Linked DNA regions of Homo sapiens: regions 1 and 3 are each linked to region 2. Evidence: chromatin loops called from intact Hi-C (ENCODE). Cell type or tissue: heart right ventricle. All regions are shown on one strand.

What was found. Peaks named below come from ENCODE experiments on the same cell type or tissue, not always from the same donor. Only the 100,000 strongest peaks of a DNase experiment are listed, where the experiment ranks them.
Region 1: it touches region 2 in a loop (14-fold over the local background); 92 of 110 quality-filtered maps call a loop at or near these places.
Region 3: a loop joins it to region 2, with 5 times the contacts of the local background. A loop is called at or near these places in 24 of 110 quality-filtered maps.

Annotation. Positions count from the first base shown.
Region 1 is chr5:39,946,680-39,951,679 of GRCh38, reverse strand. No RefSeq gene overlaps it. Among named protein-coding and RNA genes, the nearest start is that of LINC00603, 100 kb to the left of the region's middle. In heart right ventricle, a CTCF peak has its summit at 2,618 (motif pointing left); no DNase peak of the experiment used is centred here.
Region 2 is chr5:40,685,289-40,690,288 of GRCh38, reverse strand. The region is part of intron 2 of PTGER4 (prostaglandin E receptor 4); the gene reads right to left. Among named protein-coding and RNA genes, the nearest start is that of PTGER4, 7.9 kb to the right of the region's middle. In heart right ventricle, a CTCF peak has its summit at 1,959 (motif pointing right); a DNase peak (open chromatin) is centred at 1,958; H3K4me3 peaks cover 3,791 bases; H3K27ac peaks cover 4,913 bases; H3K27me3 peaks cover 514 bases.
Region 3 is chr5:40,408,397-40,413,396 of GRCh38, reverse strand. No RefSeq gene overlaps it. Among named protein-coding and RNA genes, the nearest start is that of LINC00604, 170 kb to the right of the region's middle. In heart right ventricle, no CTCF peak of the experiment used is centred here; a DNase peak (open chromatin) is centred at 2,897; H3K4me3 peaks cover 742 bases; H3K27ac peaks cover 3,014 bases.

The DNA.
Region 1 (5,000 bases), 740 kb after region 2:
TCCTTTTTATTCTTTTTTTCTCTAATCTTGTATGCCTGTCTTATTTCAGCAAGATAGCCTTCAAGCTCTGAAATTCTTTCCTCCACTTGGTCTATTCGGTTATTGATATTTGTGGTTGCATTGTGAAGTTCTCATGTTGTGTTTTTCAGTTCCATCAGATCATTTATATTCCTCTCTAAACTGGTTATTCTGGTTAACACTTCTGTAATGTTTTATCATGTTTCTTTACTTCTTTGCATTGGGTTAGTACATGTTCCTTTAGCTCAGCAAAGTTTATTACTATCCATCTTCTGAAGCCTACATCTGTCAGTTTATCCATTTCAGCCTTTGCCCAGTCCTGTATCCTTGCTGGAGAGGTATTGCGATCATTTAGAGGAGAAGAGGAACTCTGGCATTTTTTTGCATTTTCAGCATTTCTTTCATTGATTCTTTCTCATCTTCATGAGTTTGTCTAGCTTCGATCTTTGAGGCTGCTGATCTTTGGACGGGGTTTTTGTGGGGTCTTTTGTGTTGATGTTGTTTTTGTTGCTTTCTGTTTGTTTTTCTTTTAACAGTCAGGCCTTTCTTTCATAGGGCTGCTGCAGTTTGCTGGGGGTCCACTCCAGATCCTATTCTCCTGGGTCCCTCCTGTACCTGGAGGTGTCACTAGTGTAGGTGCCTCCCTTGGCTGGGGGTGGGAGCTTCTCTTGCCCTGTGTGGCTCCTGGGTGGGCCATCACACTGCCTAGCTTTCCTTGCTCTCTGTGGTTGCGCCAACTGCCTATCAGTCTCATTGACGGAACCTGGATATCTTAGTTACTGGTGCAGGATTCACTTGCTGTTTTTATTCTTCTTGATGGGCGCCTTTGACCAGAGCTGTTTCTAGTTGGCCATCTTGGCCCAAAGAGTGAAGGATTCTACAGCAGGGAATCACATAATGAAAGTGTGCATTTTGGGAGGTATGGAAAAATGAAGAGGTAGGCTCACAGTTGATAGTTTATTTAAGAATCAATAATAATTTATGTGAAAACAACAATGACAGTGACAGCAGAAAAAAAGTAAAGTTGAGAGCCAATAAGGTCAAATTCAATGATACTTTTCAAACTGTATATTGCTACCAATTAGTGAGTGGTAAAACTAGTTTTGTGGGCCTTACCTAGTATTTTCTGTTTGTCTGCATTTGTGTTGTTCATTTTATGATCTTTTTCCATATCTATATGTAGTAATAAAATATTTGATATTTATGCTTTTACTTTATCAGACATAAAAATAAATATTCTTTTATAAAACCTTGTTCCATTTATATGCATATGTATGGAGTGTCTCTGTGTGTATGTGTGTGTGTGTGTATGTGTACTAGGTGAGCATAGAATATGTATTTCAGAGACAGAATACTGTAAAGGCTAAGTCAAGAGCATGAAAATTGGACCACATTGCCTGATACGTGACGTTAGTAAACTTACTTAATTATTTTCTTTTTTTTTTGCCTCAGATTCCTTATCTGTAAAATGAGATATCTGTAAAATGAGATAGGGAACGAGTCACCTACATTTTTAGGAAGATTTTACTTGGTAACCTGTATCAGGTCTATATATGTTATTCCTTTCGTGTTTTTCTCCAATATTATACAATTTTTCAGCCAGAAATTTTTCTGTAAGGCATTAGGTCTATGATAATAAATCTTTCTCACATGAAATATACCTGTGAATTTGCCTTAGTGGTTTGTTGACTCAAATAAACACGCAAAAATATAAGAAAGTTACAAAATAAGACTACTATTGAAAGAAGAGAGCATAAGGAATCTATAAAAAGTCTTCTAAATTTTCCTAGAAGCAATAGAATCTTGGATTAAATTTTACTTTATATATGTGAATATTTATTTATTTATTTATTTATTTATTTATTTTAGAGGTAGGAGTTTTAAATGGTAAAGTGGAAACAGAGGCATCAATTTTATTTCCTTTTTTTTTCTTTTGAGATGGAGTCTGGCTCTGTTGCCCAGGCTGGAGTGCAGTGGCGCGATCTCAGCTCACTACAACCTCCACCTCCTGGGTTCAAGTGATTCTCCTGCCTCAGCTTCCCGTAGCTGGGATTACAGGCGCCCACCACCACACATGGCTAATTTTTGTATTTTTGGTAGAGATAGGGTTTCACTATGTTGGCCAGGCTAGTCTTGAACTCCTGACCTCAGGTGATGTGCCCGCCTCAGCCTCCCAAAGTACTGGGATTACAGGCATGAGCCACAGCACCCGGCTGAGAATTTACTTATGATAGGAAAAAAAATGATTTAAGAAAAATGTTATTTGGTTCTTAAAACACCATTGATAGTTAAAATGAAGTACAAAAGAATCCACCTATCTCCCTTGACTATGTAAGAAGTTCTAGCTTAAGGCTCTATTTATTTCAGAACAATTATCTAAACTTGGAGCATTGGTGTTAATTTAGTCTCCAGCTAAAGGTTAACTTCAGCTGTGATAGGAACAAATAAGTAAGCACATATTTCTTTCTTTTCACTTGACTTGGGCTGGGTGTACTTTGATGGTGGAGGAGGGTGCAGGTGCCTGTGGATACAAATGACAGAAGAGATCAGCCATTAAGGATTTAAAGACCCTAACTTGTGTATGTTGCGCCCTCTGCTGGTTACTAAAAACCAGAGTCAAGAAGTGTCTATGGACAATGAAGTAAAAAAATCTATAAATATTCTTAGTACTCTCAAATATGCATTCATTGTAGAATGGGCATTAAACTTTTTTTCTACATCAAATTAGGGTATTCAGAGGATTACAGCTCTTTTATTTGTAATGCATAATTCAGTTTACACATGACTTTGGTTGGCTATGGCTAACACATAGAAACAGCACAACAGAAAAGCTGGTTATGTGGAAATACAACTTTCAAAACAGTTAAAATGGGAATTATTTATTTGAATAACAAAAACTATAATTATGTGTTTCCTTTAAATAACCACTTCTCATAGAGATATGTAAAATGTTTAAATTATGTTATTCTACTTATATTAAATACTTATAATAGTTTAATTCAAATGCACAGTTGAAAAATACCTCCATTGGGGGAAGAAACCATTTTAGGACTCCACATACATTATGTTGACTCATTTCTTACATGGAGAGGAAGCAAGCAACCAGGAAACCAGATTGAGAAACTGAGTTAGAGTTAAGTAAGTCCTGTCCTCGCATGAAGAAGAGCTACCTCAACACCTCTTGCCTCAGTTGGAATTAGTCCAGGGCATTGGACCAGTGTTGAGTTCATAGGTGAGCACCAGGTAGCTCAAACTGTGGGGCTCAGGTGGAAGCACTGGCAAACTTGATGCCTGTGCCTGAAATCCATTCTCTCTGAATGCCTTTCTGATTTCCTACGGGGAGAGTTAATAAGAATGCCTTTCCTTTACTTATTAAAAAGATGAGGTACAAATTATATGTGACTTAGACACTTTTCATCAAAGACCACAAAGAAGAAGAATTCATTCTGGCCCTACCCTTTTGAGGTAAGTGTTCACTTTTATTGTAATCACAATTACTATAAAGTAACTGCAGAAGTTAGCATTGATCCTAAAGCGTATATTGAAGCTAGAACATGAGGGAACAGGGACTAATCTCTCACAGTGGTCTACAAATTACAGATCTTATTGAATACTCTCTCTCCAGTGTGCATATATGGCCACTATTTTAACTGTTAAAGAGACTTCCAGTCACACACTGGAGGGGGAAAAAGACAGAGTAATATCCAGAAAAACAGCACACTAGACTCCATTCTGACCACAAGTCCCTGGATATGGCTGCCAGTGACGTGAATGAAAGAGACTCATGCCAGTAGAAACAAGGCCATGGGCAGGGAGATGTCTTAGCACTACTTAAGGCAAGTCATGGTGGGAGGAGTCAGCCAGGCAGTCAACATTTACCTTTGCCTGTAGTGCAAAAGCAAAATCAGACAGTGATGAATATTTTTTTCTTTTTAGAGAAAGGAATAAACAAGGAGAAGGAGTGATTGTCATTCTTTTAAGACCTGGAATAGGAGAGAGAGATTCACATACCATGTAGTGTGTGTGTCTGTGTGTGTGTGTTTACACACACCTACACATGAGCAGCAGAAACATATTAGCAACTCATTAGTAACATGTCCTTTACTAAATATTAGGGCCTCATTTCTTTCTCTGTAAAAATAAGAGGTTAGGTTAGTTAAATGTAGTATAGGCCTTAAAGTCTATGAGTCTGTACATCCAGCCAATTTTACTTGTTTATAAAAATGTTTTGGAGGAAAAGCTGAAAATATTATGAAATTGGCAGTGACAGGAATCAGCCAATCTCTCTCAAGGAAGTTTCATGAAGGAAATGTATCTATGTTTATTTGTTTGTTTGTTTTTTGAGACGGAGTCTCATTCTGTCGCCAGGCTGGAGTGCAGTGGCACGATCTTGGCTCACTGCAACTTCCGCCTCTGGGTTCAAGTGATTCTCCTGCCTCAGCCTCCTGAGTAGCTGGGACTACAGGCACGCGCCACCATGTCCAGTTAATTTTTGTATTTTTAGTAGAGACAGGGTTTCACCATGTTGGCCAGGATGGTCTCTATCTCTTGACCTCGTGATCCAAGTGCCTTGGTCTCCCAGAGTGCTGGGATTACAGGTGTGAGTCACGGTGTCCGGCTGTGGACCTATGTTTATGAAGATTCTTATCTAAATTTGGCACCTAATACATAAATTATCAGAATCTAGATAACCAACAGAAAGGTTTTCTTTGAATTATTTTTAAAAATAAGTTGACAAAACCTTAAATAGAGTTTTAAAAGAAAGGAGAAGCTGAGTTTGAGAGGATTGGGGTGGGTATGACAAGCAAGGGAAATGACATAGTTTAGAATTTTAAAGAGGGAAGTTCACTTGAAATTAATGAATGCAGTTTTCTACTCAGACACAATTCCAGTCATGAAAAACCTGGATATATTTTAGGGGAAATTATCCACAAACTACAATAAAACCATCATTCCATTAAATAATGTTAACTAACTAGTAT
Region 2 (5,000 bases):
TGCTCACTGCAGCCTTGACCCCCTAGGCTCCAGCAATCCTCCTGCTGTAGCCTCCTGAGTAGCTGGGACTACAGGTGTGTGCCATCATGCCTGGCTAACTGTTATTATTTTTGTAGAGATGAGGTCTTTCTATGTTGCCCAGGCTGGTCTCTAACTCTTGAGCTCAAGTGATCTGCCCGCTGCAGTCTCCCAAAGTGCTAAAATTACAGGAGTGAGCCACCATGTTCAGCCTCAAATTTACTCTTAAAGTATTATGATTTTTTTTTGCCTAGATATTACTTCTAATTCCACTGGGATCATTTATATAAAAATCTCATCTGTAATTAATATAGAAATAGTAGTAGTGGTAATTCACATAGAAATAGAAATAGAAATAGTAGTATAGAAATAAAAATAATTGCCATATATCTTAAGTAATTATTTAGTAATTATTTCTTGCCTTTAGTAATTATTTTAGGTTAGGGAGAAGAGGTTGAGTCTCACAGTCAAGGAAGATACATAAAAACCACAAAAAGGAGAAAGAACTAACAAAAGCATAGCTGGAGCCATTTAACTAGGGGCAAATATCTCTAACAAGACTTGAGGATGTTGCTGCCTTACTATATACAGCGTAACAATGAATGACTCATGGTGTATGAATCACCTGGAACAGGGACAGTTTAGTTGAGGCTGAGTCAGTTCACAACGGAAAAGGCGATTCATTGACCATTTGCATGTGTTCCTTTGGCACTTACTAGATGTAACAATATTTGGGTCAGGATATTATAGAAAGATTTTCAACAATTTGGGTAAAATTTGGGTAAAAGAAGGAAGAATTATTTTTTTCTTCCTTTAAAGATTCTTTGAATCTTTAAAATATTCGAAGAAATACATTTCATTAATCTGCAAAATCAAGCTTATATTAAACTTACTCCTGGATGATACTGGATCAGTAAGGTAGAACTGCATTTCTTTTTCTTCCTTAACTGGAATTTAGATCTTAATTAGCTATAGGTCTCTGATCCTCTCTCAAAAGATTTTTGTTCATTTCCTTTGTTATTGTTTTGTTGTTATTCACTTGTTTTGTTTTGAGAACTTACACTCATTGCAAAATCTGACCTAAACTTATTTTGGCAGCAAAACTGAACTGAACAGACTGTGAAGCCATTTAGTTCAATTTATTCCACTTAGAGTGAATATTCCTATGTTCTGGTCCAGGATTACTGTTCCAGTTCTGATGGGGATATTACATATTTTGCAATATATTATTGATTACTTTTCTAAAAGCCAAGAAATTCTGAATTCTGAAACTCATCTGCCCGTAAATATTTTGGATATGGGATTATGGGCCTGTAAATCTCAGAGAATAAAATAGTGACATGCCTCTAACCAAGATGAAATTAATATCTTCCTATATGGAAGACAGCTAAATCAAGAATGAACTAGAATGAACAGCAGTGTGTAATATCGCCTCTTGAAATACTTTTAGAAACTACGCTGGGATAAATGATAGTATCAAGGCAAAGCATACTTGATTTAAAAAAAAATCTTTACAGAAAGTAAAATAAAGCATCTTGGTTTCTTCCTTCCATAAGCTTTGAGGTCTTCAGCTATGCCTGGAAACTCAGCAGTTCCCTCAACTCTACAGGCCTTTTCTCAGATGAGGTATTTGTTACTGAGACCCAGAGGTTTTGAGGAACTTAGGATGTCCCCCACCCTGTTGGTGGCAGAGTCTGGTCTGGACCTCCATGTTGCCTTTTCTGTTCTACCAGTCTGGCTTTCTGTTTAATTATTATTTCCTGACAATGGAATTGTTGGTAAAAAGCATGAGGTCTATATTTTATTCACATCACATACTACGTTCCTAAGGGTAGAAGAAATGATGGCGTTAAATCTGTTAGTATCAAGTCCTGTGTGTGGTCTCTGGAAAAGACCTACGGCCGGGTTTATGCGAACTTGAGCCTTCAAGCCTCCAGGTGGCAGTGTTGCTCCACTTGAGAGTTTCTGATACTACCTCCCTAACAAGCACTGTGTAAAGCCATCTCCGAGACTCGCAGAACAGAATTTTGGTTAAGTCTGAACCTGACGTTTCTGAGATTTTTGACACTGAAAATGTTTTATTGCTGGTTGCTTCTCCTACCACAACCTCAAAGGAAACATGGCTACTACTGAAAGGAAGAAAATTTTTGAATAGTTAAAATGGAATTTATAGCCATTCAAAGAAGTACATTAGGAGTTAGCATTTTAAAATTTCTGTGGCCTTTTAGAAAGGTTGGAATGTTGTAAAACAATTAATAATAGGTTTTCATAATCAAAGGTGATGAGAGGCAAGGAAAGAATCATTTCTGTGCCTCATCTCATCCACAGCAGCAATGGATTTCGACTAGTATAGGAGGGAATGAAAGGAGGCTATATTAAAAGTATGCTCTATTTTAAAGTTTTCCATGGGGGAGGAAAAGTTTACAATTAGTACAAGCCACTGAACCTGGTCATTCAATGTCTTTTCAATAAAGGGGAGTTCACAGGGTAGTAAAAGTATGAGTTTAAAAAGCAAAAGTCCAAATTCAGGTAAAAACATCCTCAAAAGTTGGTTAGATTGAAAAGAATCAATATGAGTTTTACTTTGCAGCGTATTTCAATTGAGACTTACTTCAAGTAGGGAAAGAAAAAAGACAAAACAAACAAAAACTCCACGCATCTTGCAATGTTTGAAAACATAGAGCAACCTCTGCTTCACTTTAAGTAGGCTACTTGATTTGCTGTTTCCAAGAGGGCAGGGACAACCCCAGTTGAGATGGGGACATCCGGAGTAGTGCTTCAATGTCTCGTGAGGGGGTGAAAGCACTTTTCGGAATTCTTGTCCAACAGGCCCTATATTTTACATAATTAAACAAGTTCAGGCAGTTTTCAGTGTTGGAAGAGTGTGTTGCTGATAAAACTGAACCTCCGAGTCAGGAGGGAATATGGCCGGGCATGGTGGCTCATGCCTGTAATCCCAGCACTTTGGGAGGCTGAGGCAGGCGGATCACCTGAGGTCAGGAGTTTGAGACCAGCCTGACTAACATGGAGAAACCCAGTCTCTACCAAAAATACAAAATTAGCCGGGCGTGGTGGTGCATGCCTATAATCCCAGCTACTTGGAAGGCTGAGGCAGGAGAATCACTTGAACCCGGGAGGTGGAGGTTGCGGTGAGCTGAGATTGCGCCATTGCACTCCAGCCTGGGCCACAAAGTGAAACTCCGTCTCAAAACAAAAACAAAAACAAAAACAAAAACAAAAAAACTCACTGAATACAAACAACGTATCTCCTTTCTTCCAATTTTAAGTCTTTTTCTAGTAGCTCCTGCTGTGTACATGTGGTTTGTTGTTAATATTGGCATATTACAGTATTCTAAATTATTTTATTTTCTTTTAGAAAGGGTCTCACTCTGTCACCCAGGCTGGAGTGCTGTGATACAAACATGGCTCATTGCAGCCTCAACCTCCTGGGCTCAAGCAATCCTCCAGCCTCAACCTTCCAAGTTGCTGGGACCACAGGCACATGTTACCACACCCACCTAATTTTTTTTAAATTATGTTATTCACACTTTTTTTTAGGATGATTAGAGATTAGGGCTCAGGAGCAGTGGAACATAACTTTGAGGAAATGCAATAAGTTCAGAAGAAGATGTGGTGACAAGAAAGCTGTAAGGAGGCTATATGCTGTAGAGATAAATGCCCAAGCTTTGGAAGCAAACAAGCCTCTGTTCAAATCCTGGCTCTGCCCTTATAACGTATGTACAAATTATTAAAGTGCTTAGTACAGTGCCTATCGTATAACAGATATGTTGGCTCTCATTACTTTTTCTTTCAACCCATATGTGGAAGCTTGCCCAGTGTGGAAGGTATCAATAATTTGAAAACTGTAGCTTAGAGGTAGCTTTGGGATATAGTTAATAATATGGTATCAAAAACATGTACTTCCTACTTAATAATTTGTTTGCAGGGAATGTTGAAGAAAGAATGTTGAACTCTTGATTAGATTTAGTAATGGACTGTCAAAACAGTAACGCTTTCCAATAAGTGACAAGATCTGTAGCTGGATTTGAATGTGTGTGCTACTTGTTCTGTTCCAAGCACATAAAAGGAATTATCTGTATGGGCTCAGTTATCCCACTGCCTTGTTAAGAGTCCAAAATTGACACAGCTGTTACTAGAAGTTCTTATCACTTTCTTTTTTTCAAGTAAAGAATAGTGGAAATAATTATTGACTGGGTGGTGTGTAGGAGAGCTTGGTTCTTCTTCTGGCCATTTGTAGAAGGCAAGTTAAATCTCTACAGGCTTTATAGGTCAACCTCTACACTGAAAGTTTCTGTTTTTTTTTATTTGTTTGTTTTTAAAGCTCTCACATTGAATATTCTGATAGGAGACTACAAGAATCACGTCAGGGCTGAGAAAAAAAATCTTGTTAGGAGATATTCAATACAAACAAATTGACAGGTCAAGAAAGCATGGTGAAATGAGCATTAGACGAGGACTCACCTATAGCTACCCTGTAAGTTGCAGAATGATATAAATTCTTCATTTGCAGCTTGGGAAACTGAGGTGTAGAGAGAGTGAAAATACTGGTCAGCCCTACTTTCTCCTTAGAGCTTTTCAAGATTCAAATGAAATGCCAGATGTGGAAATAACTTACTTTTATGTTACTCAATAGTCTTCAGGTTACTACTACTGGGTCTGCAATTGCATGTTATGATTTAAAACTTCCTTCTAGGCATTGCAATTTTTTAAACTTAGCCAAATTTATTTGAACAAATCCAGTCTTTTAGATTCTGTCATAGTCATACCCAAATTTGTGGCATTTCTCTTGTATGTATAGATGTGCTTCACACTCATCTGACATCCCATCAGTTGTTTTATGACTCCACTTCCAGTTTGCCTACAGTAAACAAAAGCATATCTATTTACAAAGTTTTTATCTGTCCTTATAAACTTTTGCTGATCAAATGCTGGTGAAAGCTTTATAGAGACAACTAGTTTAT
Region 3 (5,000 bases), 280 kb after region 2:
GCTTTAAACTAAAGATATGTTAAGGCAATGATTCTTAACCTTTGTATGCATAACAATCACATGCTATATGTAATATGTTTGTTAATATTCAGACTTGTGGGCCTCCGTTAAATCTTCAGTAAAGCCCAATAGTTTACATTTTAATGAATACTCCACGTACTTTTGAAGCTAATATTCTGCCTTTTACATTTTGAGGAATTACTTCTCAAAAGGAAGTTTGTAAAATAGCTTATGGGAGTTAATTTTGAGTGACCTATGCTTTAAAACCACTGGAGGAACTTACTTTAACCTTAATCAAGGGGCACTTAGAAGTATAAAAGAAGCATTGCAAAGTTTTCCAAACATGGATTTTACATTTGGATGGCCACTGGAAACAAGTACATCATTTTATTTCCTTTTGGAAAGTGTGTGTTGGAAAGTCAGACCTTTGGCAAGAACAGATGCTATCAGGATATGCAAAATCATGATGATGGGAGAACCAAAGACATGACAAAGTATGACGGTGATCAAAGAGACTTGCTCTGTGCCAGGTACTGCTCTAAGCTTCTTATATGAATTAACTTATTTCATCTTACAACTACCCTATGTAGTAGATATTATTACCTTTCCCATTTTACACATGGGAAAATAGAGAAGTAAGGTGTTAAATAACTTGTCTCCTCCTATAGCTTGTGAGAAATAGCCAGGATTGTCTGGACCTGAGCAGTCTGATCTTCTCAGAGCAGAAGGCCCTGGGGTCTAGACCTTCACCCTGCACTATATCACTAGTAAAGGGCTGGTTTTCTGGAAAACTCATTTATGCTTTTGCTAAACAAAGAGATTTTCATATTAAGACAAGTTCTTATGGAGGCAAAGCCATGAACTTCATGCCACTTAGAGCTTGTTTTTTTTGTTTGTTTGTTTTTGTTTTTGTTTTAATTATGTTTTAGAGATCAGGTCTTGCTATGTTGCCTAGGCTGGACTCAAATTCTCGGGCTCAAACAATCCTCCCACCTCAGCCTCCCAAGTCCCAAGTAGCTGGGACTGCAGGTGTGCAACACTGCATCCAGCTTTTCTTGATCTGTAATTCTTTAAATTTCTAGGGAAGACCAACATGAAAGAAAAATGTAAGCAATGGCAGTGCAGATGTGGTCTGGTGTCAATCTCCAGGGTACAATGGAGAGACTTGGAACCACATGCCCAGATGGAATGAGCTGTGCACCTGGGCCTCAATGGAGAGTCTTTGATAAATGGAAGGTGGCTTCCCAAGCAGTATGGACTTGCCTTGAACCAATGGTTTTTGTATTAGTTTTTAATTGCTACTATAACAATTACCACAAACTTAGTAGCTAAAGCAACACAAATTTATAGTCTTACAGTTCTGCAGGTAGGAAGTCTGATACAGGTCTTACTGGGCTAAACTCAAAGCATCAGCAGGGCTGTGTACATTTCTGGAAGCTCTAGGGGAGAATCCTCTTCTTTGCTTTTTCCAACTTTTAGAGGCTGCCCACATTCCTTTCCTCATGGTCCCCTTTCTCCATCTTCAAAGCCAGCAATGGCTGGTTGAGTTCTGTTCACATGGTATCACTTTGATCTTCTCTTCTGTCTTTCTCTTCCACTTTTAAGAACCCTTGTGATTATGTTGTGCCCACTCAGATAATGGAGGATGATCTCTCTATTCTAAAGTCAGCTTATTAGAAACCTCAATTCCATCTTGGTTCCCTTTTTCCATGTAACCCAACATATTCATAGGTTCCAGGGAGTAGGATATGAATATAAGTATTTTGGGGAGTCTTTACTTGCCTACCACAGTTTCCTAAAGAGTAAGGTGACTGGGGAAAAGAGGCATGTTTCAGCACATAGGGCTTATTCATTGAAGACTGGATGTTTGACTTGGAAGGAAAGCTTCCTTCCACTTGGCCAGTGAGATGCCTTTGGCAGTCACGCACACTGGCAGAGCACTAGTAGTGGAAGAGCTGTTAGCTGGCTAGCAGATAGGAGGGGAAGAGGCTGTGTCATACCTGGAAAGCCTGAAGTATCCTTGTTGCCTGAGGACAACTTGATTAAGCTGTTTCTAATGTTTGTAGAGAAGGAAGGTACTAAAGGTTTTTCCCTTAGCGAGGGAAAAGCCAAGCTGCTCCTCAGGTCAGGCATGGAGGGATGAGTGGAGAGGACCTCCTGTAGAGTTGGAATCTCAGTTAAAAGAGGTGGAAATATGAGCCAAATATATCTTTGATTGAAACAGAAACTCCCTTTCTTTCCTTTTCCCTTCCCCACCCTCACTTCCTTCCTTCTAGCTGCCAAATTTGTGCTGTTGCTGTGGTTTGGGAAGCTATGATTACATAAGCACTGCTCTTGTCTAAACAGGCTGTGTCCATAGTGTGAAAGCTAGGCTCATTCATATAGAAAACAACACTAAAGATAACAGCAAAACTTGACATCCACATTCGAAATTTTAAACTTATATTCTTTTAATGAGAGCGAAAGCAGTAATTAAAAAGGGCATGATTGGGGAGTGGGGGAGGTGTACAAAATTTACTTTAAAAATGGTACTGTTGACTGTTGGAGGCTTCTGATTTTTTTACGTTAAGCAAAATGGAAATAGTTGATTGAGACCCTAGAGAAGAATCATGTGATCTGAGTGAAAAGAAATCCACAGCGATTAGTCATCCAGTTGATGTCAAATAAATCACACAAAATGTTGCCTGTATATCGTGAAATGACTTTCTATTTTTTCCCCAGAGCAGACTACTCTTATCTTAGGTTGGTTTCCATGCATACCTAATTCCTGTTGTTTGGTGTCTGTGTGGACAGAATGATTGAAACAGCTGTGGACTTGCCTGACACTAAGTCATCAGCTATTGGAAAGAGTGCTTTGAACAAAGACATCATGCGCTGCCTGAAGGGAAGAGGAAGCCACAAACAGCATCAGAACATGAAGAAAATGTAGGTCACGGCTGCTACCCTGGTGATAGGGAGTACACTTTTATACCTTCATGACGTTGAAAGCATGAGAAGGATGCAGGGGGAATATACACCAGGAGACACATCATCTCTGAATACAAAGCGTAGAAATGTGTGTGTCTCAGACTTCCTTTTTCTTCTGAGTTAGCTCATTTAAGCAATCATATAATCGTACTTGGCGGATGGTGTGGGGCAGGGTGCATGTTTGTGCACTGTTACTGTGGAGATCTATTGCATATATTTTTAATTTTTACAATAGTTTTTGAAGGCTCTTTATATAAAAACAAAGCAAATACAAAACATTAATATACAAAGCATCAAGTCTTTAGCAAGTCTTTTGCCAAAATGAGCTTATTTCAGCATAAAGTGGAATAGCAAAATTTAAAGGAAGGGTAGGTGGCAACCTGATGAACTCCTTTCAATAAAAAGGATGTCCTAAATTTTCTTCTGTATTCATTTCTGTGCTTCCAATTTACTTGGCTCTAGATGTCTTAAATATGCTCCATGAACAGCTTTACTCGAAGGCACTAGGAATTTACAAAGGGGGAAAATTTTTAAAAAATATTGTCACACTGTTCTTTCTCCATGAAGTCCCACTTTCGCTCTTTGAGTGCTTCTTGCTGAATGTTTGCACAACATCCGGCTGCCTTTGCAGACGTGCCCTCCCACTCATCTCTATGGTTCCTTCTCTCCTTCCTTGGGCTGAGTCCTCCCCTCCTCTGGGGTCTTGATGCTTCCCAGAGCTCCTCCCTGGTAAAACTCTAAGCTGCTCTTGCAGGCTATAAGTTCATGCCCTTCCTTATGCATGGAGAATACTGGAAATAGAAGGCAGGTTATTTGTATCCATGACAATCCAGAACATTAAATTCGTCTGATAATGCTCTTTAACTTTTTGCAAGTTCTACCTGCTTTAGGCCCATCTGATAAGAATTTTAAAAAGAGGTTGGCAAACTATACCTGAGGATCAAATTCAGCCCACTGCCTCTTGTACAGCCTGTGTATTAAAGACCAATTTTATATTTTCAAATTGTTGAAAACAATTAAAAGAAGAATAATATTTCAAGACACATGAAAATCATGTGAAATTCCAATTTTGGCATCCACAAATAAAGTTTTATTGGGATTCCATTGCTTTCATTTGTTTATGTATTGTCTAAAATGTTGTTTTTGCACTACACTGGCAGAGTTGGCCTACAAAGCTGAAACATTCACTCTCTGGCTCTTTACAGAAAAAGTTTGTCAACCTCTGATTTAAACCAATTTTAAAATTTACATATTAATTTGCTAATGGTACACAAGAGAGAAAAATTTCCCAGGGCAGAAATTATATTTTTATCATTATTAAAACCTTAGTGGTTAACACAGTGATGTACTTGTAGCAGTTACTCAGTAGATATTTGTTGGAGAGATTTACAATGATCCAGCTTCTATGCAGCCTTTGGAAGAATATCTGTTTGGGGAAGCTTTGCCAGCAGGCAAGAGATTCATGTCTTTTCTCCTTAGCTTTTCTCTTCTCTGTATACATGTTGTGGAACATACACACCTAGAATGTAATCTTCTTTTTAACTGACCACAAAAATTTGGAATTTATCACACTTTCCACAATTGGAGATTTTATTCTAAAAATTATGTACTCTACTCAGAGGCTGTGTACTGGTTATCTATTACTGCATGCAAGTTACCCCAAACCCAGTGATTTAAAATAATAACCATTTTAATAAATTATTTATTTATATGACATACTTTTGTGGATTAGGAATTCAGGCAGGGCTTAGCTGGGGATTCTTCTGCTCCACACGGTTTCACTGGCATTACTGGAGAAGTATTCAGCCGGTGCCCAGGCTGCTCTGGAGGGTTCTGTGCCTGCTGCCTTGATGGGGATGGTGGGAAAGGGGGCTCAGCTGGCCCCTTCTCCATATAGTCTCAGGGCCTCTCCGTATGATCTCTTGAGCAAGGCAGTCAGAGCTGTGGCGGCTCAAAGCTCCCAGAGACCAAGGTGGAGACTGCCAGTTCTCTTAGAGTTAACGCCCAGAGGGCAGAGTGTCATTTCGGCCACA